4 separate regions of the Homo sapiens genome follow, and regions 2, 3 and 4 are each linked to region 1. Evidence: chromatin loops called from intact Hi-C (ENCODE). Cell type or tissue: mammary epithelial cell. All regions are shown on one strand. Each heading gives the region's core, and the rest is flanking DNA. Links, peaks and the distances in the headings are about the cores only.

Evidence for each region. Peaks named below come from ENCODE experiments on the same cell type or tissue, not always from the same donor. Only the 100,000 strongest peaks of a DNase experiment are listed, where the experiment ranks them.
Region 2: it touches region 1 in a loop (9-fold over the local background); 21 of 110 quality-filtered maps call a loop at or near these places.
Region 3: it touches region 1 in a loop (8-fold over the local background); 2 of 110 quality-filtered maps call a loop at or near these places.
Region 4: a loop joins it to region 1, with 15 times the contacts of the local background. A loop is called at or near these places in 83 of 110 quality-filtered maps.

What each region holds. Positions count from the first base shown.
Region 1 is chr6:5,398,632-5,406,007 of GRCh38, forward strand. It overlaps FARS2 (phenylalanyl-tRNA synthetase 2, mitochondrial), which reads left to right. Exons shown (of 7, transcript NM_006567.5): 3 at 5,911-6,070. Among named protein-coding and RNA genes, the nearest start is that of FARS2-AS1, 56 kb to the right of the region's middle. In mammary epithelial cell, for the core only: a CTCF peak has its summit at 3,918 (motif pointing left); no DNase peak of the experiment used is centred there; H3K27ac peaks cover 1,103 bases.
Region 2 is chr6:5,054,299-5,061,674 of GRCh38, forward strand. All of the region lies in intron 2 of LYRM4-AS1 (LYRM4 antisense RNA 1), which reads left to right. It also overlaps a transcript of LYRM4 not described here. Among named protein-coding and RNA genes, the nearest start is that of PPP1R3G, 27 kb to the right of the region's middle. RefSeq lists enhancers at 3,056-3,105, 3,166-3,225. In mammary epithelial cell, for the core only: a CTCF peak has its summit at 2,996 (motif pointing right); no DNase peak of the experiment used is centred there.
Region 3 is chr6:5,300,080-5,307,455 of GRCh38, forward strand. The region is part of intron 1 of FARS2 (phenylalanyl-tRNA synthetase 2, mitochondrial); the gene reads left to right. Among named protein-coding and RNA genes, the nearest start is that of FARS2, 42 kb to the left of the region's middle. RefSeq lists enhancers at 2,148-2,207, 2,157-2,451. In mammary epithelial cell, for the core only: a CTCF peak has its summit at 3,368 (motif pointing left); a DNase peak (open chromatin) is centred at 3,352.
Region 4 is chr6:5,140,977-5,148,352 of GRCh38, forward strand. All of the region lies in intron 2 of LYRM4 (LYR motif containing 4), which reads right to left. All of the region lies in intron 3 of LYRM4-AS1 (LYRM4 antisense RNA 1), which reads left to right. It overlaps MIR3691 (microRNA 3691), which reads right to left and starts at 7,346; the gene lies at 7,257-7,346. In mammary epithelial cell, for the core only: a CTCF peak has its summit at 2,834 (motif pointing right); a DNase peak (open chromatin) is centred at 2,835.

The DNA.
Region 1 (7,376 bases), core at 1,119-6,118:
TATCATTACTTGTAGGCCCCCTCTAGTGACAGAGCTAGGAAATACATATACCTACTTCTATTTCCGTATTGATGTATCTGCATATATGTTACAAAATATGAATTCATATGAGTACCTCCAATCTAAGCCAACACCACATGGCTCATTCTAGCCCTCCCCATTGCCTTTGATAGTGACAGTGAGAAACCTGGTTCTTCTTACTCATGACATATTTATTTTCTTGTTCAGTCCTGGAATGAACATAAAGGTAGTTTCATAATTGTTAACACATACCTCTGTGGAAAAAATTTGCTAACTAGTGTACAATATTTGCTATGTTTATTTTGTTTTTCATCTTATTTAGTTAAAATACTGTTTTTGAAAGTTATTTTGGTTAATTCTTTTCTTCTCCACTCTCTTTAAGTGGCTGTCATTTATTTAGAATAAACTTCTGTCCATCATTACTGTTTGTATTCCATTTGTGTTCTTCCCACCTCTGGGTAGATTTTATATTATTTTATTATTATTATTATTATTATTATTATTATTATTATTATTATTATTATCATCATCATCATCATCGAGACGGAGTCTCCTTTTGTTGCCCAGGCTAGAGTACAGTGGCATGATGTAGGCGCACTGCAATTCCTGCCTCCCGGGTTCAAGTGATTCTCTTGTCTCAGCCTCCCAAGTAGCTGGGATCACAGACGTGTGCCACCACGCCTGGCTAATTTTTGTATTTTTTGGTAGAGATGGTGTTTCACCATGTTGGCCAGGCTGGTCTTGAACTCCTGACCTCAAGTGATCCTCCTGCCTTGGCCTCCCAAAGTGCTGGGATTGCAGGTGTCAGGATTTTATTTTTAATGTTTTGCGTAGATAAAGTATTAACGTCCTTCTAAAACTCAGAACTATACAACAAGGTTTACTTAGAGGTCATGACCCCCACTCTGCCATTCATTATACTCTATTCCCATTCAACCATTTTTTCCATCCTGTTTCCACCACCTCTGTGTAGGTGATTTATTTTTGTTATTTCTAGCCTATCCTTCCTTTTTTTCACAAATGAGATGATTCATGTGTATTTTATTATTTCTTACATGAAAGGTAGCAAGTAATATATGCCCTCTTGCACTTTGCCTTTTTTATTTATCAGGATGTCTTGAAAATCATTCCATATCAGTCCAGAGAGATCTTCCTCGTTCTTTATTACACCTGCAAAAGTACTCTATTGTATAGGTAGACCATAGTTTATTTAACATCTTTCCAATGTGAGACTTTTTAAAAAAATATGGTGCAGTTACAAACAATACTACAATGAAAATTTTGTGCATGTGTATTAATGTTGGAAGTATATTTTCAGGGTAAGTAGTTAGAAATGGAAGGACTGGGTCAAGAGATCAACAAATATGTAGTTTTGTTGGGTGTTGTCAAATTCATCTCCAAAAGGGTTCTACCAGTTTCCATTTTCACCAGCAAAGTATGACTGTACTTATTTTCCAAAGCCTCAGCGTATTCAAAAGAATATGTTGTCTGACTTTTAACTTTTTGCCATTGTGATAGAAGTATTATGTCAGTGTTATTTTAATTTGCTTAATTTGCTCTTTAAGTTTGAATTCCTTTTCATGTGTTCAGGGGTCATTTTCATATCTTTTTTTTGATGAATTGTCTGTTCTTTTTCTATGGAGTTTTTGGCCCTTTGTCAACTTTTAAAAGTTTCTTTACGTTAGTGGTATTACCTCTTTGTGGTGTATGTTTCCTGACTTTTGTTCCCCTTCTTTTTTTGTCAGTTTTCAGGTGGAAAGACCTTTATGTGTGTGTGTGTTTGTATGTTGTTAATGGGAATGATTTTTAGTTTTATTGTATTTTAATCAGAGAGTATAGTTTATTATTTCTTCTTTATGGAATATACTTATTTCTTTGTGACTTACTATGTGATCAATTTTTGTTAATATTCTCTGGGCCCTTGAAAATAAAATGTATTTTTCATTATGAAGGGAGTAAGTTTAATATGTGTGTATGTGTGTGTGTGTGTGTAAAATATACGTATACATATTTATGTATACACACATGATTTCATTTCCTAATTATGTTTTTAGGTCTTTTATCTTATTAATTTTGCACATTTGATCTTATACTAAGAATGATGTATTAAAGTTTCCTATTATCATTAATATTAATGTGTTTCTATGTGTGTCTTTTGCGTCCCCTATGGTTCTTTCTACACAGAGGTAATAATTGTCTTATTGATATATAGATATTCATAAGTGTTATACCTTCACTGTGATTTGAAACTTTTAGCATTAATACAAGATCTTCTTTGTCTTGCTCGGTGTTTTTTTGCTTGAATTCTACTTTTTCTGATTTTAAGAATGCTATGCTTGCTTTTTTATTGTATCCATTTGCCTGTTATATTCTGTCCATCCATTTGTTTTTAACATTGTTTTAGGTGTATCTTTTGTATAGTTGAGTCATGCTTTGTGGCCAGATTTATTTTTTTAAGAGGTGAATTAAGCCTGTTCATATTTATTGATATTACTTTCACATTTATTGAGTTATTGATATATTCGATCTGAACTTTATCATAATATATTGTGGTGTTATATATGTCATAACATGTTACATTTTATTTCTCTACAATATATGTTTTATTATGCTTTTGAATTGAAATTTTGGTTGCTCTTTAGAAAGGTTATATTTTTGTTTTAATGGTTGCTTTTATACTTAAAACTTTTAAAGTCCCTTATCCCTCATTTTTAACTTTGTTCTTAGTAAAAGTATTCTTTAACTATTGCCTATGCAATAATCAGTATATTCTACTTTCCTCTTTGCTGCTTTCTTCCATTGTTTAGTTACGTTATTTCTACTTTGTCAGAACATATAACAATTGGATATTAGTCTTTCAATGTAATCCCCAGCTTTTAGTCTGAAATCTGTAATTTTTATGTATTAACATGTTCTCCATTTGTTTTGTGCTGAAATTTTCCTAGTTATTTATTACTTGAACAAGGCTCATGCTTTGGTAAATTCTTCAGAAAGAGCTCATTAATGTGACATTCCTATGCTCTTGTGTGTTTCACGTTTTTTCTGTAGACTTGGTGCTTTAAGGACAGCATTGATGGATATAAACTTCTTGACCCACATTTTTAAAAACTGAGTTGTTTGAAAATGTGGCTTCATTGTTGTCTTGTTTCCGTGTTGTTTTTGAAGAATCTGATGCCACTCTGATTGCTTTACTCCTCTACATTAGTTGATCTTTTTGCCTAGAGGCCTTGACGATTTTCCCCATTATTTATGAAATCTGTTTTATAAGAATATGTCCTATATTTGATTTTTCCAGGTTCTTTTTCACAGGTACCCATTTTATCTGGTATTAGTTCTGCTCCATTGTTTTTTTTTCCCTCTTTAACGGACTCCAATTATATAAATGTAATTCCTTCTTTGCCTGTGTTCCATTTCTACCACTTTCTTTCTGATTCTTCTTTCTTTATTTTACCATCCTCCTTCTGGTTGTTTTTCTCCTTTTCTTCAATGCCCCCTCATTAAATCTTGATTGATTCCATTGTCCCTTGCATGCTTTGGAATTTAGATTTTGTTTCTGAGATGATTTTATTTCTTTTTTTTTTCTGAGTTAAATCAATTCTCTTTTCATTTTTTCTCTATTTTTGTTCTTAATTTTTGAGTTTCTGACTAAAGCAATTTATATCCTTAAATGCTTGATTGAGCATATGTAACTTAGTTTTTAAGTATTAGTTTGTGTTTCTTTTTAGTGCTCCTTAGTTTTGGGGGGTGGGTGGGAGAAAAGTTGGATTTTCATTAGTTGAGCTCTTTTGAATTGACTTTCTGATTTTTGAGTAATAATTTTCTATATTTTTATTGAATTTATTTGTCGTTCCTTTTTGGTTGTGTAAAAGACTTCCTTAGTCTCTGGTGCCCTCTTCTGTTAGTGTAGCAATGCACACTTTAGTGGTTTATTTATTTATTTTTGGTGTGGGTTAGAGAATGGTTTTGTAAATCCTCTAATTTTTTAGCTGTGCTTTATCTTTCACAACCTTGAATTTTCTCATTTGCATCTTTTTTCTCTTCCTACTCAATTGAAAAGGTTGTCTTTCGCTTTGTATTAACTCCTTTTTCTTTTATTGTAACTATGGTTTTGGGATCCTCTCACTTCAAATTGGGCATGCTTTTACACCACTTTTCTGTGGTCCCTGCTCAGGCCTACTAGGACACTTTTTAAAGGCTTTTCACACTTAGTGTAACTTACACTTTCTGGGTTTCTAAGGTCAACCTTAGCACCTCACTCATTCTCCTCTCTTTCTCTTATTTTTTCCAGCTTGCTCTTGCTTACTTCAAAGCCTTATCAGTGGGGTAGGAGTATAACAGTTCTGTCCCTAGGTTTTGACTGGCATTCCTTCCTGCCTGCCTGCCTGCCTGCCAAAGGCATTGTGTTCAATAGTTTTATTTGTTCTTGTTGCTCTAAATTATTTTTAGAGGAAGCATTGACAGCCGTCATTGTCTTTAGTCCTCATAAGAATAATTTGAGGCCTAGGATATTAGAATATTTCTCTGAAAACGGTTTTGTCTCATTTTGCTGGCCAGTTAGAGGAAGTATGTCTGGGATTGCCTTAGATCATCTTCGTAGCCTGAAGCTCTCTCTATTGTTCAGAAAATGTGATACCTGACTGCAAGTCTACACAAGGACTGGTTTACTTTTGTGCTCATCCTCATCAGGGGGATGAGTCTTTTAGGGACTCAAACACCCCAGCTTGGTTCCACAGCAAAGCTTTCCCTTTTGTCTCACTTCCATGGTAAGCTGTTACAACCCATGTTCAGGTTTTCAGTTGATAGGTTAGATAGGCAGATACTCTCAATGCTTCTCTCTGGCTTTGTGCTTACTTTATTTTTTATTTTTATTTTTTAATTTTTTACCCCTGGCTTCATGCTTCCTGTAGAGTTCAGTCACTCCTCTCTATCTCGGTTTTACTTCTTCAATGCTGTTAAGAATTTCTGTATTTTTTTCAGTAGCATTTATCAGGAAGTTTGGTTCTAATTATCAAAACCAACATTACTAGAAATGGCAGCTGACTCATTCTTTTATTAAAACATTTTTTATGTTTGATTATGGGACTTTGGGTGGGAAGAATGATACATTCATTTGCTCAGTTATCCCTTTTGAGCCAATCTTCTACCAAGTAAAGACCTGCTGTGTCACTGACCAGAAAGTTACTTTATTTCAGTGGTAAAGCAGCTTATGACTAATGATAGCTGTGGTTAATAATCATGAAGACAATAATGAGGAAAACTTATTTAGCCATTGGAATGTGCCAGATACTCTGTATTTTTTATATATTATTTTGTTTGTAATAAAATCTACTAATTTACTATTATTATTCCCACTTTATAGATGATTCCCTGAGGCTTAGCTACTGTATCACTTGCCTAAGTTTACACAGATAGTAAGCGGCAGAAACATGTTTGAGGCTCTGCCTTGAGCCTTGGAGATACAGGACTAGCAAATTCCAGCTTGCTTCCTACCTTCATGGACCTTACAGGATTTAATTCCTCGACACTGTGGGATGGTCAGGGATGTAATTTTAGAATATGAAAGCGATTCACTAGTATTTCCACTAGAATTGAGGATAATGTCTCTTGTTGGGAACTGACTATAAGTTCATGCAAATCAAAAACAGATTAGCAAAGATCAGAAGAGTGTCTTAATTCTCTAAAAACCCCCCATACCATGTAGCGTAGTGTTTTCTTCAGAGTTGTACTAAGTGAATGTTAATTTCATTACGTTTATTGACAGGACATAATGAGTCTTATTCCCACATTATAACTTTTTAGAGTCAAAAGATTCTTAGCAGAATTTTAAAGTTATCTGATATAGATGGGCCAGGATATTTTCTTTATTTATACTTTCCTGTTGGTTTACAGTTATTTGCTGGTATAAAGGATGGAGAAAGCCTGCAGCTCTTTGAACAAAGTTCTCGCTCTGCGCATAAACAAGAGACACACACCATGGAGGCCGTGAAGCTTGTAGAGTTTGATCTTAAGCAAACGCTTACCAGGCTCATGGCACATCTTTTTGGAGATGGTAAGTGCTCAAACACAGGTTGACGATCTCTTATCTGAAATACTTGGGACAGAAGTGTTTTGGATTTGGGTTTTTTTTTTTTTTTTCATATTTTGAAATTCTTTTTTTTTTTCCCCGAGACGGAGTCTTGCTCTGTCACCCAGGCTGGAGTATAGTGGTGCGATCTCGGCTCACTGCAACCTCCACCTCCCGGGTTCAAGGAATTCTCCTGCCTCAGCCTCTGAGTAGCTGGGATTATAGGCGCCCATCACCACACTTGGCTAATTTTTATATTTTTAGTAGAGACAGGGTTTTACCATGTTGGCCAAGCTATTCTCAAACCCCTGGCCTCGTGATCCGCCCACCTCGGCCTCCCAAAGTGTTGGGATTACAGGCATGAGCCACCGCGCCAGGCCTGAAATTCTTGCATATACATAATGAGATGTCTTGGGGATGGGAGCCAAGTCTAAACACGAAATTCATTTGTATTTCATATACACTTTACGCACATAGTCTGAAGGTAATTTGATATAATATTTTAAATAATTTCGTGCGTGAAACAAAGTTTTGACTGCGATTTGACTGAAAATCTTAATGAGTTCAGGTACGAAATGTTTCACTTGTGGCTGCAGATTGGCACTCAGAAACTTTTAGCTAGAGAAAGAAAAATGATTATAACGTTTGCTAAGAATGATAATGGATTAGGTCAGTCTCATCAATGGAGTGAAAATATACAGGCTGATTTGGAGTATATTATTATGTTATCATTACATGAGGACGTGATCAGTGGAGCAAGGTTCTTTTTTTTTTTTTTTTTTTTTTTTTGAGACGGAGTCTCGCTCTGTCTCCCAGGCTGGGGTGCAGTGCAGTGGGGTGATCTCAGCTCACTGCAAGCTCTGCCTCCTGGGTTCACGCCATTCTCCTGCCTCAGCCTCCTGAGTAGCTGGGATGACAGGCGCCCACCACCACGCCTGGTTAATTTTTTGTATTTTTAGTAGAGACAGGGTTTCACCGTGTTTGCCAAGATGGTCTCGATCTCCTGACCTTGTGATTCACCCGCCTCGGCCTCCCAAAGTGCTGGGATTACAGGCGTGATCCACGGCGCCCGGCCCAGTGGAGCAAGGTTCTTAACCATGTGAATGAACCAGTGGAAAACTTTACGTATTGCCATACTGATTACCACTATCAACAGGAGTATATTAACAGTATATTATATCAACAGCAAAAACATTAACAGTATATTTCGTGCAGGAGGAACAATAGTGTTGCAATCTAGACCTCACTTAGTCACTTGCCTTTATTTTTCAAAAAATATTTGTTTTCAGTA
Region 2 (7,376 bases), core at 961-5,960, 340 kb before region 1:
GTTCAGTTTCCAGATGTGGAAACAGAGGCTTAAGGACTTGGAGTAATTTACTCAAGATCCCAGAGTCAGGAGAGAGGGAAGCCAAAATTGCAACTGTCCTGCTCCAGTGTGCATGGTCTTTTCATGGGAGGTTTGTGCAAACAACACCAAATCCTAAGCCTTTACTCTCAGCTTCCAATCATGCAGAGTATTTCCTGACAAATTCCTGGTAACAGCATTATTCTACAGCATGCCCCGGGAGTCTTGGGAGTCATACTTGGTTACGAGAAGTGCAAAACAAAAATAAAACTCTAAGCGCCCCCAACCAACTGAATGGATCCCTCTCTTGGCCAAGAAGGATTCCAAAAAATACCTGAAAAACCACATCAGCCCATGATGGGAAGGAGGAGTCAGACTTACCTCCTTCTACTGTCTTCCCTTTGGAGTTTAGACGTGACTGACCAACATTAACATTGACTCAGAGACCTTAAGACTGAAAAAACAGACTCTTTGTAGCAATAACATACCACATTCCAACCTGACTCTGGTATGGAATCACATGACGGATATCAGGCCCTGAAAGAAATGGCAGTATTTTATCCCAAAATATATTCCCTTGACATATTTTGAAATGACCCTGAAAACCTGTCTCTTGTGGGGGAAATTTGCTTTCTATAGAGAATCTTCTTCCCTTATTAGGCCTTTTCTGGAGAGTCTGACACCTTTTAGGGTCAGACAAGAGACATTCACTGCTTATTCTCTCTGAAACCTGCTATTTGGAGGCTTCATCTACATGACAAGAACCTTGGCTTAAGCTCCAGCTTAACTCTTTCAACCAATTGCCAGTCAGGAAATCTTTGAATCCACCTATGACCTCGAAGACCCTGCTTCGAGAAGTCCTGCCTTTCTGGGTTGACCCAATGTATACCTTACATGTATTCATTTATGTATTTCCCTGGTAACTTCTGTCTCCCTAGAAGGTATAAAACCAAGCTGTAACCCAGCCACCTTGGGCACATGTTCTCAGGACCTCCTGAGGCTGTGTCACTGGCCATGGTCCTTAACCTTGGCAAAATAAACCTCTAAATTAATTGAGATAAGTCTCAAATACGTTCTGGTTTACAGAAGAAAAGTAGAAATGGGAGTAAGAGTAGGCCAAAGAAGAGAAGAATGGACACGGTTTCACCCTGATGAAGTCACTGTGCCTAGTAATATCTCAGACCTGTGATTATTACATTGCCTGGCCAAATAGGACACGTTCCTCAAGATTAGGCTCAAATGCTACCTAATATCTGTCCCACTTCATACTCCCCACCCTGGAATCCTCTTGGCTCAGTTAAAAGTGTTTCACGTTCTTGACTGGTATCTCCAGACTGAATATACCTTCACTCTACCCTCCACCCCTAAACCACTCAGGTCCAGAGATAGTTTCTAAGTGGGAGAAAGGATCCTTAGCTAAGACATCTCTGGTCCCCATGCCAGAATCTACTCAGAGGGTCAGTTTGTGGCTTCCCTTCAGTGGGGCTTGAGAGACAGGGCCAAAGGGACTCACCAACATAACCTTGAAACAGTTAAAAACCACGTGCACCCTGCCAGATAGACCTACTAGAATCTCAGGCCAGTGGTTATTCAAGTTTTTGGTCTTTGGATCTCCTTCCTTCTTTCCTTCCTTCCCTCTTTCTTTTCTTTTCTTTCTTTCTCTCTCTTTCTTTCATCTCTCTTTCTCTTTCTTTTTATTATTAGAGACAGGGTCTTGCTATGTTGCCCAGGCTGAAATGCAGTGGCTATTCAACAAGTGCCATCTTAGCCTCCTGAGCACAAGCAATCCTCCCACCCACTTAGTCTCTTGAGTAGCTGGGACTACAGACACATGCCACCGTGCCTGCCTGGCTTTTTTGCAAATCTTTTTAATGATTGGCTTTTTAAAAAACAGTTGGATCCTCATATCTACTTCTGCATTCAACCAGTTGTGATATGTTTTCTGCTTGAAGGATATGAAGAAAATCCAGCCTCGGATAGATAAATAGTTGGAAAAGGAAAGAGTGTCTTTAATGGCCTTTTCAGAAGACTGTAGACATTCTTCTTTGATATGACACCAAGACTAAACTGGATGTCATTTCTTTAAGGTAGTTGCAATATGGAATCTGAAACCTTATTGTCAAACTGTCCACACTATGTTACATTACAGTCAGTTTATCTTGCACTTTAAGCGGATCTTTTACCTATGCATAGTCTTGTAACATTTTGCATTGATCATTTGGAAAATATGGTTCACTGAAAAATGCAGGTCTTCCAAATGTTGGCAGCTTTTCTTATCCAATAGCAACAATCACATTTGTTTCAATGCTGATCTCATCATAAAAGTCTTTAAATACCAGGTAGCTGTCAAGCTCATGGTACATACAAGTATTTCAAAATTATCATTTTTCCTTCAAAGTTCAGATTTTAACCTTAGCAATGCATTATTTCAGTTGTTTTCACTGCACTTCATTGAAGTCAGAGGTTCACATGGGTTATTTTCAAGAAAATGTCTACCAGATGCCCAAGTCTGAATATTTATAGTTTATCCATTGTTCAAGTAAAAAATAATGTTTCACTATAAAAGCAGCCAGTTCAACTCAAAACTCAATCATCCTAGAGCTTTTCCTCAAAGCAACGTCATACATTGGTAGTAGAAGTGACAAAATACTTCCTATTTTGTCACTGAATGTTGAAAAGACATGTACTCAAGAGTTGAGAGTTAATAAAATTAATTATTTTTATTGGTTTATCTAGGATATTTTTAAGTGATACGGGTAGGGCTTTATCCATCATTGCTTTTGCGGTATCAGTGCAAGTGTCCACAAAGTTAAAAAGGCAAATCATGTCTTAGCATTGTTATGAAAATAGTTTCAACCTCTCAACCCAACCCCCCTTTCCCCAAAGGCTCTAGGAGACCTGGGGGCCCACGAGCCACACCCTGAGGTCTGCTCTCCTAGCCTGCTGTCATTGCTAAAGCCTGCACGGGCTTCGACCTGAAGGGGGAGCTCAAGGCCTTCCCAATCTTCTTCCTTCCCTCTCCTCCCTGCCCACCCTTTCCCTCAACTTTGGGACAAAAGAGACCAGGACGGAAGACACCAAGGGACTCTAGCTTTGGAGTTCAAACTTCCCTCATTCCGGCTGGGCGTGGTGGCCCACGCCTGTAATCCCAGCACTTTAGAAGGCCAAGGCAGGCAGATTACTTGAGGTCAGGAGTTCGAGACCAGCCTGGCCAAGATGGTGAAACCCCCATCTCTACTAAAAATTCAAAAAATTAGCCAGGTATGATGGCGCCTGTAATCCCAGCTACTCGGGAGGCTGAGGCAGGGGAATCGCTTGAACCTGGGAGGCGGAGGTTGTAGTGACCCGAGATCGCACCACAGCACTCTAGCCTGGGCGACAGAGCGAGACTCCATCTAAAAAAAAAAAGAAAAAAAAAAACTTCCCTCATTCCTAGTGAAACGCTCACTTTTTTTTTTCTTAAAGAGACAGGGTCTCTCTCTGTCACCCAGGCGGAGTGCAGTGGTGCAATCATAGCTCACTGCAGCCTCGAACTCCTGGGCTCAAGCAATCCTCCCACCTCAGCCTCCTGAGTAGCTGGGTGCACCACCACATGTCCAGCTAATTCTTATTTTTTGTAGAGATGGGGTCACTTTATGTTGCCCAGGCTGGTCTCGAAATTCCAGACTCAAACAGTCCTCCTGCCTCGGCCTCCCAAAGTGCTGGAATTACAGGCATGAGCCACCACACCCTGCCTCTATTCAGTTATTTATATGGCCCATTCCTCCACATTAGGTTCCAAATACAACAACATCTCCTTCATTCCATTTTCCCGAGACCCAGTGTCTCCTTCTTCGGGTTCCACCTTATGAAGAGTCTACACGGGGCTCTCTGTGACTGGAGAGAGGAGAGGACCTGAGTTCCATGAAACCATGGGAGCCACTGCTTCTTTTTGTCACATGGGGTCATTAATGAAACCAAGCCTTGCACAGTGTGACAGCAGATGTCTGTTCAGAGCTGCTGGCCTTCCCTGAGTGCTGCCTGCTTTCTCAACGGCCTGTCCCAAGCCTGCTTTCTCATGTCCGTGGGAACAGGTGTTCTAAGGTCCGGGGCTTAACATCCACTTCCACACCAGCCATCGTTCTCCAAACCACAGCCACAGGGCCACAGAGAGTTGACCTGGGGGAGCTTCTGCACCCGCCACACAGTGGTTCCCCGCTTCAGCCTGGATTCTCTCTGTCCTCCTTTTCTGCCTCTGAGCCTCCGCCAGCTCCATGTGACTCAGCTTCAGGCATCCCTCGGGGGGAACCCATGGGCACCCAGTGTCCAACCTACCCCCTCCTCAGAGGACTCTTGGCTGTGTCTGCCTCCCCTTGCTATGTTTTGCCTTCTGCCTTCTTTATTCCCCTGTTATTTTTCCTGTTTTAGCCATGCTTGATTCGGTTTTACAGCCCTGTGTCTCCCCACTATTTTTATATATATATAATGCTTGAATGCTTGCTGCTTTGTTTTCCATTTTCTCTTTCTAGTTTAATGTTCTTTATATTCCTTTAAGGTAAAAATGTCTTGCTTCCAACTTGTTTTCCCTGATTTATCATTAACTGCTTTTAATTGAAAAAGTAATAAAAGCACATGACGAAAATGGAAAGAGATGAAAAGCATACACAATGAAAAGCAAGCAAGACCTCTGCTCTCCTAATCTCTGTCTCCAGAGGTGACACTGCTACTGGCTTCTTGTGTTTCCTTTTAGAAGTCCTCTATATGGCCAGGCATGGTGGCTCATGTCTGTAATCCTAGCACTTTGGGAGGCTGAGGCCGGAGGATCCCTTGAGCCCCGGAGTTCAAGACTAGCATGGGCAATATTGAGAGACCCAGTCTGTACAGAAAATTAAAAAATTAACCAGGTGTGGTGGCACACACATGTAGTCTTAGCTACCCGGGAGGCTGAGGTGGGAGGATCCCTTGAGGCCAGAAGTTCAAAGCCACAGTGAGCTATGACGGTGGCACAGCATTCCGGCCCGTGCAACAGAGCAGCGCCCTGTCTCAAAAAAAAAAAAAAAAAAAAGTCCTCTGTGTACATAAGAAGCACACTCCTCCCCTTTTATTGCACTAATAAAAACTTGGTATTCACACAGTTCTGGGCCTCTCTGATTTTTTCTTAACTCTGTATCTTGGGGATTGTTTCATATCCGCCCAAGAACAGCTACTCGACTCCCTTCCCTGAGTTTCCATTAACTGAATTCTTGTCGCAGGAAGAGGACTGTGGTCTGTCAACACACCTGGACATGCCTGCTCTGCGGCCCCATCAGACTTTGTCCCCAGGCCATTGTATGCTCTTCAAGTTCATTGAATCATCCTAAAAATCCTTTCCTACCACCTAACATCATCCACATTTCCTCATCTCCCTTTCCCTAAAAAGAAGGGTATTTAACCATCTGTACCCCATTGCATGGTGGGAGAATCACATGCTAATAAATTTATATGACTCTTCTCCTGTTAATCTGCCTTTTTTTTTTTTTTAAGAGACAGGGGTCTTGCTCTGTTGCCCAGGCTGGAGTAGAGTGGTGTAAGCATAGCTCATTGCAGCCTTGAACTCCTGGGCTCAAGTGATCCTCCCGCCTCAGTCTTTTGAGTAGCTGGGACTATAGGCATGAGACATGACACCTGGCTTTAATCTATCTTTTGTCAGTTGATTTTCAGCCAGCATTCAGAAGGCAAAGGGGAAGTTTTCCTTTGGCCCCTCCAACATGAAATCTGGATGTCCCATAATATATTGAACTTGTCCCCTCTTTAATGAGCATGTACATTGTTTCTGGTCTTTTCCTGTTACTAACAGTGCTTCAGTGAAATACATATGTACACACGAAAGTGTGGGATCAAGTTCTAGAAGCAGAGTTCTTAGGTCAAAACTATTTCTTTTAAAACATTGATAGATATTATTTTATTGCCCTCCAAAGAGTGAGCCTTTTTTTCAAAGATGGTGGGAATATTGATCTCTGTGTGTTGATTGTCTTTTGGATTTGTTTGTTATAATTTTTGCCATGAAAAAATGTTGGATTTTTAAGCAGGTACATTACTGTTTATGCTTTGCAGGTACATTCATGTAGGCCTTTTGGTTTTGTTTCTTGCTTAAGTCAGGTCTTGCCCAGTGAAGGTTTTTTTTAGTTGCCTACACTTTCTTATAGTCCCCTTGAGTTTCGATTTTTGTATTTTTTTTTTTTTGAGACAAAGTCTCACTGTGTCACCCAGGTTGGAATGCAGTGGTACCATCTCCATAGCACTCCCATAGAAAACTCACAAAAATCAGCTCACACGTCTGCCTCTCGGGTTCAAGTTATTCTTATGTCTCAGCCTCCTGAGTAGCTGGGATTACAGGCATGCGCCATCACACCTGGGTAATTTTTGTATTTTTAGTAGACACGGAGTTTCACTGTGTTGCCCAGGCTGGTCTCGAACTCCTGACCTCAGATGATCCACCTGCGTCAGCCTCCCAAAGTGCTAGGATTACAGGCGTGAGCCACCGTGCCCAGCTATATTTTTCAATTTATCTGGAATTTATTTTGAGAATTAGAATTCAGAGAGATTCTGCCCACCCCATAGCCAACTAGTTATACCAGTGGTATTTATTAAATAATTCATATTTTCTCGACCAATTTTGAATGCCACCTTTATCCTATACTGTTCTGTGTTCTTAAATTTAGGGGACAGCCAGTCAGGTGCAGCCTCAAGAGGGGACACAGGAGAGGCTCAGAAACAGTTTATAGTCCTCTCAGGTCCTTCACACAGGAGGCTGGCCATGCAGGTCACTTAATTAATTAAAAAGACAGTTAATTAATTGTATTTTTTGGTGAGGGATTATTTTACTTTTAACTTCTTAGTGTTTAATTTTTAATCCTTCATTTCTTCTATTTTTCTGATTTTAATTTATTTATCAGCTTTAGATTTTTGTCTCTTTTAACCCAAACCTGATTTACTAGAAGTTGTCTATTTTCATGCACAAACTGTCACACCACGTGCAGAGGCCTGCCTGTCAGTCAATAGTTCAGTTTTGGCTGAACTGCCACCTTTGTTTCACAATAGCAAAACGATGATTTCACAATTGTTTGAATATCTTATTGCATTTTGCCCTTATTTTATACAAGATAGTGAACAATTGTAAAATAAAAAAGGTTAATCCTATCTATGTCATAAATAATGAGAGAAATGCAGAAATATTAGTTGCCTCCCAAGCTTTTCACTTACCAGGCTTACGCAGATCAAATGTGTGTTCAATAGCAAACGCTGAAGGTGGCTAGGGGCTATGGGGTTGGGATCTGAATCTAACTACCTGCATGGTGCAAGAACTAAAACCTGAAAAACGAACACAAAACCGATCCATG
Region 3 (7,376 bases), core at 731-5,730, 99 kb before region 1:
ATTTTATTTATCTATGAGGACTCTGTGAGTAGTTAGAGAAAGGATGTAGGATCCCTGGTAGATTTCCTGCTGTGTATCTCTTAGAGCCCTCACTGAGGGCAGAAAATGATTGGATTACTCTGGTGGTTGAGGACAAGAACTTCTTACCTGCTCCAAAACCTTTTTTGATATAGGTAGAACAGAGACATATGTGTCTCTGTGTGTACATGTAAGTATATATAACATAAGCATGTCCAAATGTTATGTCTGTTTATAGTCATACACAGCTGCTGATTCAGAGTGACATAGTGGAAATTCTTCCTGACCTTTGACTTGGAAGGGACATCTGATGGTGATCCTTATTTTGTTTTTTTTCAAAGAGAAGCACATTTGGGTTTGATATGGCATTCACATTTAGATAATTTCATGACGGTTGTGGGGACTGGGAATGTAGCTCTCTTCTCACTTTTATGCAGATTTTTCCCCTTAGTTAATTACTGAGGTGACAGGTGTCTGTGTGGAGATGGTGGGTGGGGCAGGGGACACTGTTGGATGAGAGAGACAGATTGCTTAGATAACAGTCATGGGCATCTGGTCATTTCCTTTTTCTTTCTTTCTTTCTTTTTTTTTGAGACAGGGTCTTGCTCTGTTGCCTAGGCTGGAGTGCAGTGATGCCATCATAGCTTAGTGCAGCCTTCATCTCCCAGGCTCAAGCTACCCTTCTGCCTCAGCCTCCCAAGTTGCTGGGACTATAGTCATGTGCTACTTATACCTGGCTAATTTTTTTTATTTAAAAAATTTTTTTTTGTAGAGATGGGGTCTTGCCATGTTGTAAACATGGGGTCTTGCTGTGTTTTGTAGAGATGGGGTCTTGCCATGTTGCCCAGGCTGGTCTCAATCTGCCTGCCTTGGCTTCCCAAAGTGTTGGGATTACAGGCGTGAGTCACCATGCCCAGCCACATCTGGTTATTTCTGAAGTCCTAGAAAATGAAGGCTGTGCTTACTGGGGGTGGGAGGGAGTGTTTGGGGGGCTCTTGGATCAATTGGTATGATTTTTTTCTAGTCTGTAGTCTTTTATTTTTCTTCTCTATAATTATTATTCTCTGGTTGTTGACCTCCAGGGTCTGGTTAGTTACCTATGTCACTAAGAAAAAGGTCAAGGGTTATAGAAATGAGGCACTTACTTTTCTGATGCCTTAACTTAGTTTGCAACATCCTGGGAGTTTGAAATAAGATGGTAGCAAAGTTTGGGCATAGTGGCATGCACCTGTAGTCCCAGCTGCTTGGGAGCCTGAGGCAGGAGGATCCTTTGAGCCTAGGAGTTTGAGGCTGCAGTGAGCTGTGATCGTGCCACTGTACTGTAGCCTGGGTGATAGAATGAGACCCTGTCTCTAAAAGAACAAAGAAGATGGCAGCAAAGTAACGGCAAGTTCTCTTTCAAAGCCTAGCCCACTGTTTTGCAGAAGGTGTTCTGCCAGCCCCATTCTTATCTCCAACCCACCTACCCCATCTCCTGGATCAAAGCCAAAATCATTTCTAAGGGAAGCAATTGTGAAATCATTCCCTTCTATCAAGAGCAGTTTGCATTGTCTCCATGCAGAAAGTGTGCAGTTTAATATATTAGGGTGGGTTGCGGAGTGGCAACTAATATCAAACAATTTTTTTTTAAACTAACATTCTAGTTTTATTGAAAATGAGTCCAGCCTGCTGGGTGACAGAGTAAGATGCTATCTCACACACACATACACACACACACACACACACACACACACACACACACACACACACAAAGAAAATGGGGCTAAATTGGTGGACCCCACACAAGTAAGGGTTATGTCAGATGATTTTGGTGAACCATCCTTCATGTTGGGAATTCACTCAATAAAACAGATTAAGAAGACTTGGTCCCTACCCTCTTAAGAACTTACAAGGAGCTCCTTATGTTGTTGGTCATTTATCTTCTTAGCCATGCACTTTTCCAGTTACCAGTCATGCCCACCTACCCTCTTTGTCACTTACAGACTCCAGGTGACAGTCTTCCCACATATTGGAACACTTCTACTTCAGAACTTTCCTCTAGAGCTCTGCTCCCCTAAGTTTGGTCCTAGGAACAGCAGAATCTCAGGCGCCATCCAAACCTGTGTTGTTGTGTTGTTTAACAAGACCTCTAGGTGACTTCTGTCTGCAAAACATGTTAAGATTCAGATTTTATTTCAGTAGGGCTTGGTGGGGACTGAGATTCTAACAGGCTTCCAGGCAGTGCCCATGTCGGTCTGTGCACCACGTGGTAGATAGCAAGGCTTTGCTGTCCAGAGAGATTACATCTCCCTTGTGTCAGAGAGTCGCAAAGCTGCTTGGGTTATCGGATGACATGGGATGACATAGGCTAATCAAGTACCTCTGGCCTTGGGGAGTTGAAGTTAAAAAAAAATGTGCCTGGTTATTATGTGCTAGCACAGTTCTCAGAGCTTTACTTGCACACTGAATCCTCTCCTCAATCTTAGGAGGTGGACACTATTACTATCTTTTACAGATGGGGAGATGAGGCACAGAGAAGTTAAGTAGCTTGAGCAAAGTCACATGAACTAATGAGTGAAAGAGCAGGGCTGTGAACCAGGCAGTGTGGCTTCGGTACCAAGGTATGAAATTACTGTGCACTTCCTGACTGTGTGGGGGGCTATAACTGTTGGCAGGGAGAGTCGGCTCACGGTGCAGAAATGAGAGTGTTTTGGTTTGGGCAGTGGAGTGGTTCCAGAAGGCACGCTGAGTTCAGGACTGAGATCAGCATAAGGAGGGCTGAGCAACAGAGAGCGGGACTGTGTGGTTCATGTTCGATGGACAGGGTTAGTGGAGGAAGAAGACACACAGGGTGCCAGCTGCTGAGGAACGAGAGTAAATATAGCAAACTTTTATTAAGCATTCATAAGTGTCAGATACTGGGGTTTACATTTGTTGTTTCATTTGACCCTTATAATGATCCTGTGGTGCAGGTACAAATCTTTTAGAGAAGGAAACCGAAGTTCAAGAGAGTAATTCTCCCAAGATCATACAGGGAGAAGAGTAGCTTAACTTGAATTTTAAGTCAGTGCCGTCTGATTTCACAACCTGTATGTGAAGCTTCTTTGCCCTGCTGCTTCCCTGGCAGGGACTCAGTGGGGAAGTGAAGGTATAGAGGAGAGAAAAGAACTTGAGCATTGACACTAGGGTATAAAGAGGTGCCTGGACATAGAGATGAAGGGCAAGAATGCAAGAGCAGCACCTGGGACTGACTGGTTGAAGCTGGACTGGAGATCTCTGAGATTTTCCTGAGTGGGACTGGTGCCTGGACTGGCACAGGGCTGAAGCTGCACGTGGGGCTAAATGGCCCCAAGGTGAAGTCGGTTGCCATCTGCTGGTTGAGGCTTGTTAGGGCTGAGCGCACACCTTTACCTCCTGTGTCTTCATCCTTGTGTCAGCTCGGGAGAGCCGCTCCTGCCCTCCCTCTGAGCCTGCCCTCCCCACGACTCTGTTTCTTAGACAAATGTGTTTGCGGCCACGCTGGCTGCTCCCCAAGCCCCCTGCTTCTCTGAAAGTGAAAAGTTGCTTCTGCTTGCCTTCCTCCATCTTTGTGATTATTGCATTTCTTGCCACAGACATTTCTCATTGCTCCCAATGTGAAAATCTGGGCTTGTGACTTTAACCAAATGATTGTACAGCCCCATGTGACCTCAAATAAATTTTTTAAATGGATAACTAAGCTGACAGTATGTGAAGTGCGCCCGGGGAATTCTCTGCCTCGGGATGCTCGTAATGAGGGGAATTGACTGGGGTTAGCAGATGGACACTGCTCATTTTTTGGCAATCATTGACCAAGTACGCAACACCTCCAGGTGGCTCTCCGTGGACTGCTCTGTGTGGCTCAGCCCATGATGCCTGTGCGTCCGTAGAATGCTAATGGTCCCTCTTCCTCCCTGAGTAACATAGCAGGCTGCATGGTCTGGTGTGGCTCTGTATCCTTGAGATCAAAGCATGCATATCATTTTTAAATAAAAGATTATCTTTTAATTATAGAGGCATCATAGCAGTATTACAAAAAGCTTAGAAATAAAGAAGGGAAAGCACCCACATTTACCACCCTAAAACATGGTAATCAGTTTTTAAACAATTGTTCAGTGGCTTTTCATAGTTGTATCAGTTGTTTTGTATGTGCGTTTCCCCTTATCACTGTATAATCCCCATAGTTACCATTTGAATGGCTGTATCATATTCTGTTGTGATGCCACATCATTAATTATTTAACTCTGTTGTTGACATGTGCGTTACTTCCAACTTTTTACAGTTACTAATAACAGTTAAAGGTATACATTTGTACATGTAGCTATTTTCATATTTTGAATTAGTCTCTTATGATAGAGTCTCAGACATGGCATTACTGGGTCAAAGAGTATGAACATTTTTATGGCTTCTAAAACGTATTGGCAGATTGCTTTCCAGAAGAGTGGAGGCAATTCACAATGCCACCACAAAGGCATTCGTTTCCCAGATGGCCAACTTGGTTAGGGATGCAGCCTCTCACAGTACATGAGAAGCTGTGTTTATGTTTGTGTTTGTGTTTGTGTGTGTAAAAAACTTGTTGGCGCGTTTGTGTATTGATTTAAGCCCAGGGACACCATGCATTGCCTTTGTTAATAGGAATGTACTAGGTGTCTAAGGATAACATAATGGTCATCCATTAGTATTTAAAATAGATGTGTGCTTGATATGGATTAAAGCAAGGGTATAGGTGTTTCCTCTTTCCCTAGAATTCGGACTTTTAAAAAGATTGGCAAAGGTGAGTTGACAAGAGTGTTCAGCCAGTGTGACTAGGTTCTTAGTGGCTCCCTTCTTTTTGGGAATACCTAGTGATTTGGAGGCGAAGGTGGAAGTCAAAGGAGCTTGGTAGGAGCAGTAGTGGGAGGGCACTGGAAGTAGCTGGGCATGCGCTCAGAAGAGTGCCTATTGTGGACTGCACAAAGCACCTCACCTCACCTGGTGAGGACAGTCTTTTGGGTGCTGAATGGAGTGCTTGTGTGGAGAAGGATTTTGAGGTCACACCTAGGCTCAGTGGGAAAGATACTGTGATTAATTAGCAATTTGTTCTAGATCTTTGTCATTGCAGTTTTCTTCAATTTGTTATCCAGTTGGATTATAAACATTACATGCCTTCATGTAGGAACTGTACCTTTTAAAATTACAATTTTCTACCCATTTCCTAAAATGTCTAGCACATTGTATTGTATATGATGTACGTGTATGGTAGTTTTGTGTCTGCTGATTGAATGAATGAGGGAAAATACTACTTTATCCTCATAGTCCCAGGCATTTTATCAAAGCCTTGTGTTGAAGTAGTGGGATCCCACAGTTTGCCTGCCCACATGTGAAACCTCCAGCAGACCTCACAGGGATAAAGGAAAGGAAATTTCAACTGAGAAACTTAGGGAAAGTAATGCCAGCAGAGACCTTTGACTCATTTATATAACCACCCAAAACATTGAATGAGACCTCCTTGTTTTATAGAGGAATCAATTCAGACAAAGAAGAGCAAATAGCTTCCCCACGATCACACAGATGGTGGGTGACTGGGGACCCCAAGTTGGGTCCTGATTCCTGGTCCAGTGTCCTTTCCTCTACACCTTGTTGGGAGAACTTGGCGTACTTGTTTTGCTTGCCCCTCTCCCACTATAGCCCCTACAAGTGTGTATTTGGAGTTTTCTTTGCTGTCTGACCATGCTTGTCCTCCCATGTAACTGGATTAGGAATGAGTTTAGAGATTGTGGCCTTGAGGCAGTAGTCAGATGGGGGTATGAAGATTTATACTGAGTGCCAAGAGACAGTGCCGGATCAAAATTCAATTCTATTCAAACTTACAGCTTTGCCTTATCTCCAGTTTGGAATATAACCTTTTTTTCATTTTAAAGGGAGAACATATAATGGTAGATGTGGTACATGATTTGAGTGTGTATTTGATACAATTGTGATCCTAATAAAACTGCCATTCTGATCCATATGCCTAGGGTAGAGGTTTAAGGTTGTTAAGGGAGCATGAACTTTGAGCTTCTTGATTTATCTTGTGTGACTGAAATCTAAACGTCAGTATTGCATCAACTCCGGGGTTGTTTTTCCTCCTTTCTTTCCAGAACCCCTCACCCCCAATCTGATGAGCACATTTGGTTGTGTAGTTGAGATTCTGAAGCTAAATGCATTAATAGTGAGGGAAGTATTCACAGTGAATGTCGAATGAAATGACTGAGGAGACAAAGCAGGAAAGAGAATTAACAGTCTACTGGTTCTTTTAACAGCCATGTGATGGCTGCCCTGGGAATTGAATGATTTGTAGATGACTGGATCCTGCTCATTCCATGGTGGCTTGAGGCCCCTTGAAATTGATGTGAACCTCGTAAGCTGTCAGCAGTTACAGCTACTGGGTAATCAGGTTTGGAATTTATGAGTATTTACATTTCAGAGGGCCTTTACTATGTTTCTGGAATTTTGGATTAGAAATGCTTGTCCTTGATATAACAGTATTTTATGCACGCTGCTGGAGTGTTTAAGCCCCTTCACATTCCCAGTGTGTCCCAGTATGTAAGCCACTTTCTTTCTGGGAGAGCAAAAAGATGATATACTTAATCCTACTTTTGGATTAGTGGACAGGATGATTTTTCTCTGCTTCTCTACTAAACTAGCTCCATACTGTCTTCTGTACAGTAACAAGTCACATGGTAAAAAGAAGTTAGAAGAGTCTTACTGACCTGCTGTTGATAAATATTTTCCTACAGCATGCTGAGGTGGGCACATTTTGACTTTGCTTGGTTTTGAAAGGATTAACATTTTTTAACTGATAAATACGAATTTGTTCTGAAAAACTAAAAAAAAAATGGAGAAATTGAGAGAAAACTTATCTAAGACCCCTCCAACAGAATGCAAACCACTTAGGACATTTAATTTTTCTTTCATTCTTTTTTAATGCATAATTTTTATGTAGTTGTAATCTGTTTATGAAAATCTGGTATTTTAAAAATTATTACATATGTTTTTCTTTGTTATTATATATTTTTCCTACAGAAGCTTCATTTTCCATTGAGGGGCATTTGTTAAAATCTTTACTTGCTCTTTCCACATGTTGTCCAATGGCTCAGTCCTTTACTTATCAGTGGGGTGTGAGTGGGTAATGGCACTGTCCATCAGTAATTATGACTGATGAGTTGGCTGTCTCTTCACTCAGTGGAGGCCAGGCCTCTTCTTTCATTTGAGAGTCATTGATCTGAATGGCTCATATATTTTTCCAATTATAAATTATCCTCTAGTGGGCTTTTTGTGCATTAGTTCTTTGGGATATTTTTTCAGAGTAGAATTGCTGTCCATAAAAGGGACATTTTCAT
Region 4 (7,376 bases), core at 753-5,752, 260 kb before region 1:
GTAGAAATCAGACCAAGAGCCTCTGTGTGTGATCATGACTACCACTACCTTATGGTTATAATTATTCTGGATGTTCAGCTTTTTAATCTAGTTTTCATGTTTGAAAAACTATACTTTCACAAAAGTTGAGCATTTATCACATTTGTGGAAATAAAAAGAAGATGGCACTGTTGAGGGTACTGGCCCTTCATAGGAATAATGCAGATGGGAGAGATGGGGGTGGTATGTCTCAGGGTCCTCATGCTCACATATTTTCTATTAAGAGGATGAGGTCACAACAGTAAAGTACACTGCCTTAGGTCACAGGACTGTAGCCTGATTTATCAATAACTCGCCCTCTGTCCTTGGCAATCACTCGGCTTCTCTGCGCATCAGTTTTCTCTCTGTAAAGTGGAGAGTAGGCTGATTTCTCAGGTCCCTGCTGCAAAAGCCACTCAAGCTTCTATCATTCCACAGAAAGGAAGAGCCTCTTCAATAGCCTGGGCAGGAACTTGTAAATACAGGATTTCTTCTGCCAACGCACATGTCCACCGTAGCGGAACAGTACTGGTGTGGATGAAGGAACCTCATTATATCAAAACGCATACTAACATCAAACATGACAGCTGGAAAAAGTTTAACTGATAATTTAGTAGACCCTTCATTTTACAGAGCAGGAAAGTAAAATCCCAAAAAGCCAAAGAGCATGACCAGCATCTCAACACTCACGGAGGTCAGAGCTGGAAGGGATTCTAGAGCTTTTGAGGGAGGCTTTTCCAAACTTTTACCCCCCCACCAAACTGAACCGTGACCCTCACTACCACTGAGGAATAGGCATGAGGGTATAAAAAAGGTTAAGAGAAAACGTTAAAGTTTCCAATGACTGGGTTTGGAGCTCAGCCTTTTTGTTTCCCAGAAGAAGAAACTGAGATCCAGAGAGGTTAAGACCAGGTCAAACTACAAACCAGAAGCAGAGCTGACCCACAAACGCACCTATTTACCCAGCACAAACCCATGCCATGATCGCTGAGGGTCTGTGACAGGCTGCCCTGTTTCTGTGCATGTGTCGGGGGGGATGCGGGTACAGGTGATAAGGAAACCGGTGTGGCAGATGGTGTTTTCCAATGATTGTATTACAATGAATGGACCCTCCTCTACTGAGTGAAGGGGTTTGTGTTCTCTCTATGTGAACCTGGACAGGTTCTATAACCTTGACAGTGGAGGTGACGCTGTACAACTCCTGAGGCTATGCCGTAGAGAAAATATGGCTTCTGTGTGGCTCTCTCTGCTGGGACTCTTGCCTTTGGAACCCAGCCGCCATGTTGTGAGGAAGCCCAGGTTACAGTGAGGCCATATGTGCTATGTTCTGGCTGACACCCTGGCCAGACTCCTGGCTCACAACTAGCATCAACCTCCAGACAGCTAAGTAAAAGATGATTCCTGCCCCCAGCTTTCCAATCTTCCAGCTGAGGTTCAATCACTGTGGAGCAACACAAGCCCCCCTCGCCATGCCCTGTCTGAATTCTTGACCTATAGAAGTGGGATGTGGCAATAAATGAAGATTGTTCTTTGAAGCCACTAAGTTTTGGGGGATGACTTACTGTGCAGCAATAACTGATATACAAGGTCCTTAAATCACCAGCCATTGCTAGATTTCTTGATTTTCATTTCTACCATTCAACCATTCCCCACCCCCTTCTACTGTTTACAGGTAAAGGCCATGCACCTTTTCATTTTTTCCCCTTAAAACCTGAAACATGATTTTTTCCCTAATGACTTAGCCCTTGCATTAGGAGATGGTGTAAACTGACAACGCTTTGGGACTCACAGCCATGCCCAGATTTGAAGAGCCCAGGATGCTTTCCCTACGCTGCCTCGTAACTTCAGTTTCTGGAATGCCTTTCCCTAAGGAGAGCGCAGCCATCCCCAGCCATGGACCCTTGGCCTGCTGGCCTCATGCAGATGTCTCCCAGGAGGCCGCATCGCGGGCCGGTCCCCTGTGTTTTCAGTTTTCATCAGCACTCCTATATCCTTGCCCTACTCTGACTCCCCACGTGGCTGCATTCCGGATATGCTCTGTCCAGCCTCTCCGGAAGTTGGGATGCCACATGTATTGGTTCAGAGCTGGTGGGAGATCAGTGATGCCACTTCCTGTTCACAATGCCTCAGGGGTGATCCCGATAAGTGACATCTGTTAGCGCTCTAGGGCCTGTGGCCACATTGAGGAGGCCAAGCCTGCACCACAAGCGGATCTTCTGTGTGAGTCAGCACACCACTGTCATTCAGGGTACGGTGGCCAATCTTACACAGGGGATCAAATATGCCTTCTGGCTCCAGTGACTTATGGCAACCTCTGGGGCACAGTTTCGCCACTGGGGATGGTCTTCAGGCCCATAACTGTGTGAGTCTGTGCTTATACATGGGCAAGTTTTACTGGCAATGTGAATAATTCCTATTTCCTTAGCGTAATATATTGGTGACTGTGATACAGACATCGGGAGGTTGACAGACACAATAACAGGACCTATTATAAAGACAAACCGAGTATTGTGTCCTTGGCCTTGAGATGTGGCTGGCATAGGCCTAAGCTCAGAGGGCCTGATAGTGCACAGAACTGGTTAAAAAAAAGCCAGGAGGAAGAAATCGGCTTTGTCATCTCTCTCCATCTTGTTTTCTCTGTCCTGCCAGAATTTTAAGGAGTGCTAAGGGTCTCTTCTGCAAGCCTCAAAAACACAAGGCAATACAGCTCTGATGGAGGCAAATTTTACAGCAGAAGAACCTGAGTGCCAAAGGCTGCGGGAACAAAAAATACCAGAGCAAGAATTAACAGCATGAGAAAGCATGCGGCCAGCAGATGGCGACAGAGGCCTTTGTGAGCCACTGGCTGCCGGGTTCTCAAGTGCTGGAAGGTGGCTCTTCACAGCTATTGTATAAGTGATTTATGTATTTGGATTCTGCTCAATGTTATATATGCATTACTGAATAAAACATTCACAGTATATCTTCCACCAGCAGCTGAGCTCCAATTCTAAGCTTCTGAGGTCTAATTCCCAAGGCTCAAAGAAGCCCCTGACATCAAATTGCTTTCCTCCCTGAATAGCTGCTTCATACTCCAGAAAAAGAAATGCTTAGAGAGGTGAGAGCGATCTGATCTGATGTGACCACATAGTCAGAATGCTCACCAGCTCTGTGAGGAAGAGCAAACGTCTGTCAGGTGGTTTCCTCAAGGCCAACTTGTGCAGGGCTTCCCCAGGCTCCGGCTGCTGTTCCCCGACTTCCTCCTGGCGGCTGTGCCTTGCTCAGCTACCTGCACTGAGATACAGGCAAGTCTTGGGTGAGGGCTAGCCTCAGTTTGGACAAGAAAAAGAAGTGGCTTACGTGTAAGAAATATGTCAGGTGAGGCCGGGTGCGGTGGCTGAAGCCTGTAATTCCAGCACTTTGGGAGGCTGAGGCGGGCAGATCACAAGCTCAGGAGATCGAGACCATCCTGGCTAACATGGTGAATCCCCGTCTCTACTAAAAACACAAAAAATTAGCCGGGCATGGCGGTGGGCGCCCGCAGTCCCAGCTACTTGGGAGGCTGAGGCAGGAGAATGGCGTGAACCTGGGAGGTGAGCCGAGATCACGCCACTGCACTCCAGCCTGGGCGACACAGCGAGACTCCGTCTCAAAAAAAAAAAAAAAAAAAAAAAAAAAAAAAGAAATACGTCAGGTGAATTTTCCAAACCGGGTATTTAATCAGTTAGCTACCCATGGCCCCAGGAGCTGGGAAATCACTTTGTTCCTGCCTGGGAGCAGGAGCTGCATGTGTCTGGGAGCTGCAGTGCGGCGCTCACTCCCGGGCTGCCCGGCCTTCCCTGCAAACCTCCGTAATCCCTTCCCGCAGGTGTTTCTGCGAGGCCACGCTGGGTGACCTCTGAGGTCTCCTTTAGGTCTGTGCTGAGACGCTTTGACGCGACATGGGAAGCAGGCGCAGGCCACAGAGTTTCTAGCAATGAGCCCAAAGTGAGAGTCAGTGTGATGGGGTGGCTCCCGGAGAAGGACACACTCTTCCCTGGGAACATATTTGAGAGGTAAAAGGGCAGGCCCCATCTCCAGGCCTGGCGCTGGAAGAGAATTCCACAGAAAGCAGAGAACAACGGGCACATCCCTGTGGAAAACACCAACCTGGCATTTCACACACACAATCCATGTGTTGGCATTCCGTCTTTAGTCACTGACAGGTCATATGAGTTGGAATCTGAGGCAAGCTTCTCCTGCCCCTTTCTCCCATTTGCTCCCCACACCTGGTTTCTCATTTAGAACAAAGGAGAGAAAGTGCAGTTTCGGTGAGTGGAGGAGCCGGCAGCATCTCCAGGCATTTCCATGTGGGGGGCACGCGCCTGTGTAAGTGCCTTATCGCCCTCACGCTGCAAACAGTGCTGCGAAGTCGGCACCAGTATTGTTCTCATTTTGCAGGAGAGGAAACTGAGGTTCATAAAGATTAATAAAACATGTGCTTAATTTCCCTTGGTGACTCCGGAGTCAACGCTCTTCATCACTATGACGGCGAGGGCGAGGCTGCGGAATTTCTCTGCCACACCTAAGGCCCTCTACCCACCAAGTAATAAAAAAGCTTCATCAGAAGGGAAAGCAATAGGACCCCAGCCTTATGAGGAAAAAACATCACAGCAGAGAAGGCTGCCAGGGAGGAGAAAAGAAAAATCATTTCCTATTTTCGATCCTCATGCCTATTAATATGAAATGGTAGAAAACATCAGAAAGGTCACCAATATGTCTTTAATATACGCCCACTTCACGTGGTCTTATTTACACCCACGGCTTCACCACCAATGCTCTAGTAATATTGACTGCTAGAGGTGGGCTCCTAACTCAAGCCCGCAAACCAGCATATTCAGCCTTTAAATCCCCTCTAGAGTTCCTGCATTCCATTCCATTCCACTCCATTCCCCTTGGCTCTCTCTTCCCTCAGCCGTCAAATGATCTCTTGCTTGGATTAGGTTTCTGCCTGGACACTATGCCTCTACGATCAACTCTGCAATTAATTTTTCTCATGATTGCAATTCCTCTAGCATATATATACATTCAATGAGATCGCTTCATTGCTCCAAATATTCGAATGCCACCTCATGGCACATGGTGCTTCTGGCACTGGATTCAGACCTGCCTGCCTCAGCACGGGCTGTGTCTCATCCACCACACATCACAAGCCTGTGAGTTCAGGGGCAGTTTAGTAGCATGTTTCCCGTATTCAGTCCTAGCAAATGAATTCCTGAGAACTAAATGAATCGTGCAAGGTGCTGAGGGGTCCCTTATTGATGCCCTGTCCCTAAGGAGACTAGACTTGACTCAGAGTAAAGAATGGGCCTGTGCCAGGTCTGTGCTTCCATCTTGCTCGCATGTTATCTTCTGAGGGGGTATTGTTACCTTCATTTTTTTTATTGGTGAAAAAACAGAAATGCCGAGAAGTTAGATAGTATTATACTTTTGTGCAGTCCATAGAGCTGGAAAAGGGAGAGCCAGGATTTATACCCCCAGGCAGGACCTGGAATGCTTGTGAAACGCAGGCCCCACTCAGTGGCCCACTCCACAGCTACCCTCCTTCCTTCTCAACACAGCCCCAATTTCCCCCTGAAGCGGGCCTCTTCCCAGCACAGCCCCCAGGCATCAATCTTGCTTGACGTTAGGCAGTTGTGGTGGGGCCCAGCTACCTGTCCAGTGAACAGCTTAGGAATAATTGCATACCACAACTCTGGCCAAAGTGGCTAGAGGAGGGGGTTCCTGGGCCTTCTGCAAAAGGGTTCTTTCCTCTCAAAAGAAGACAAGACTCAGGGGCTTTTCTATTTTTACTGTTGGACACTGCTAAGCTGGAGCCAGGAGGCCGGTCTGTGGGCAGACACACTGTTACATGAAATAATTCCAATACATTCTCACATCAGGGATTTAGAGGGAAAGTGAGAGACCATCAAAGATGGCCATTTTAGGTCAATTTACAGAAAAGCAGAAGAGCATGTGAGAGCTCAGCACTGAGATGGATGGAATGATTTCCCCATCATCTATCCCCCAGAGGCAGGGGCTTTTCCTAGTTGGCAGTCAAACCCCAGTGGCCTGCTGGAAGCCATTGGTACCAGGCCATTGGTATTACTTGAGTAGAACTGGGATTTATGTTTTCATGATGATCCTAATTGGGTCACAGGTAAGCTTTGCTGTGATGTTTGTGTTTGAGTCCACAAAAAAATTTTACAGTAATTTAAACCTGTATTTATGTTTGATACGAGCTCATTTTGTTACCTTAACAAAACAAGGGTGTGCTGGGATTTTGTTTTCTTTAAGCAGTTTAATGACTCCAGGAAGTAAACGTGTGTAGTTATGGTCTAGCTAAAGTCACTGATGTCATATTTTAACCTGGATTTTGGGTTAAATAATGGATAACGTACCTAATTAGGCTACCAGTAAACAATCACTGCAGGATTTCACCTAAAATGCCAGTGACCAGAAGTAGATGGTGTCCTCTTTCTCTGAAAACTGGGGATCAATGTGAGGTTACAGTTGAAACTATGGGTTATCAATGTCCACAGAATATACTGGCCCTAGGTAAGTAGAAAAAGTCCTTGAATTTGCTTAACCAAACTTTACATATGCTCATGTGACTACCTGTTTTATACATGGATTCCTTTTCATCTTTGAAGGAAGACAGGAAACAGGGATACTAAAATTCACATTCAGAAAATATTTCCATGTAGAGACGTCCATCTCCCCTCGGTTCTCTCCCTACTGCCTAAACATGCTTTGTTAGCAGGCCAAGTCAGACGTGGTCCACGGCAGGGTGAATTAGGCCCTTCTGTCTCATCGCTCCTTCCTTTTTAATATTCCCGAGGAAGTAACAGTATGGTACTTATTAAGCCAAATTTTCCTGGAAGCTCCAGGTCTCATTGATAGCCACGCTGATGAGAGATTACTGTCCGACTTTCCTTTTGTAAATTAGTGGGCAACTGGTTCTCTCCACATGGAGCGGGAAAACAATCTCTGTCTTCTTTCAGTTCCAGAACACACCAAGCTCGTTAGCACTCCCCAGGCCACCTGCCCTCCCCCACTCTCCCTTCACGTCACCTTACTCATCACCAGGTCCCAGATGAAAGAGCTCTTGCTCACAGAAGACATCCGTGACTGGTGTCCCGGCCACCCTCCCAGCCCGCCCTTTTGAACAGCACGTCTTACAGCTGGTTGTGTTTTACTCACCCGCATGCTCGTTTGTTGAACATTGGCTCCCAGACCGTTTGAGGCACTGAGGAGAGGATGACGCAGACTTGGTCCCCACCCTCAGCAGTGGGTACCGAGTCTCCATCATCCACTACCCAGTGCCTCAATATTCACTGAAACGTAAAAGCAGGAAGGAG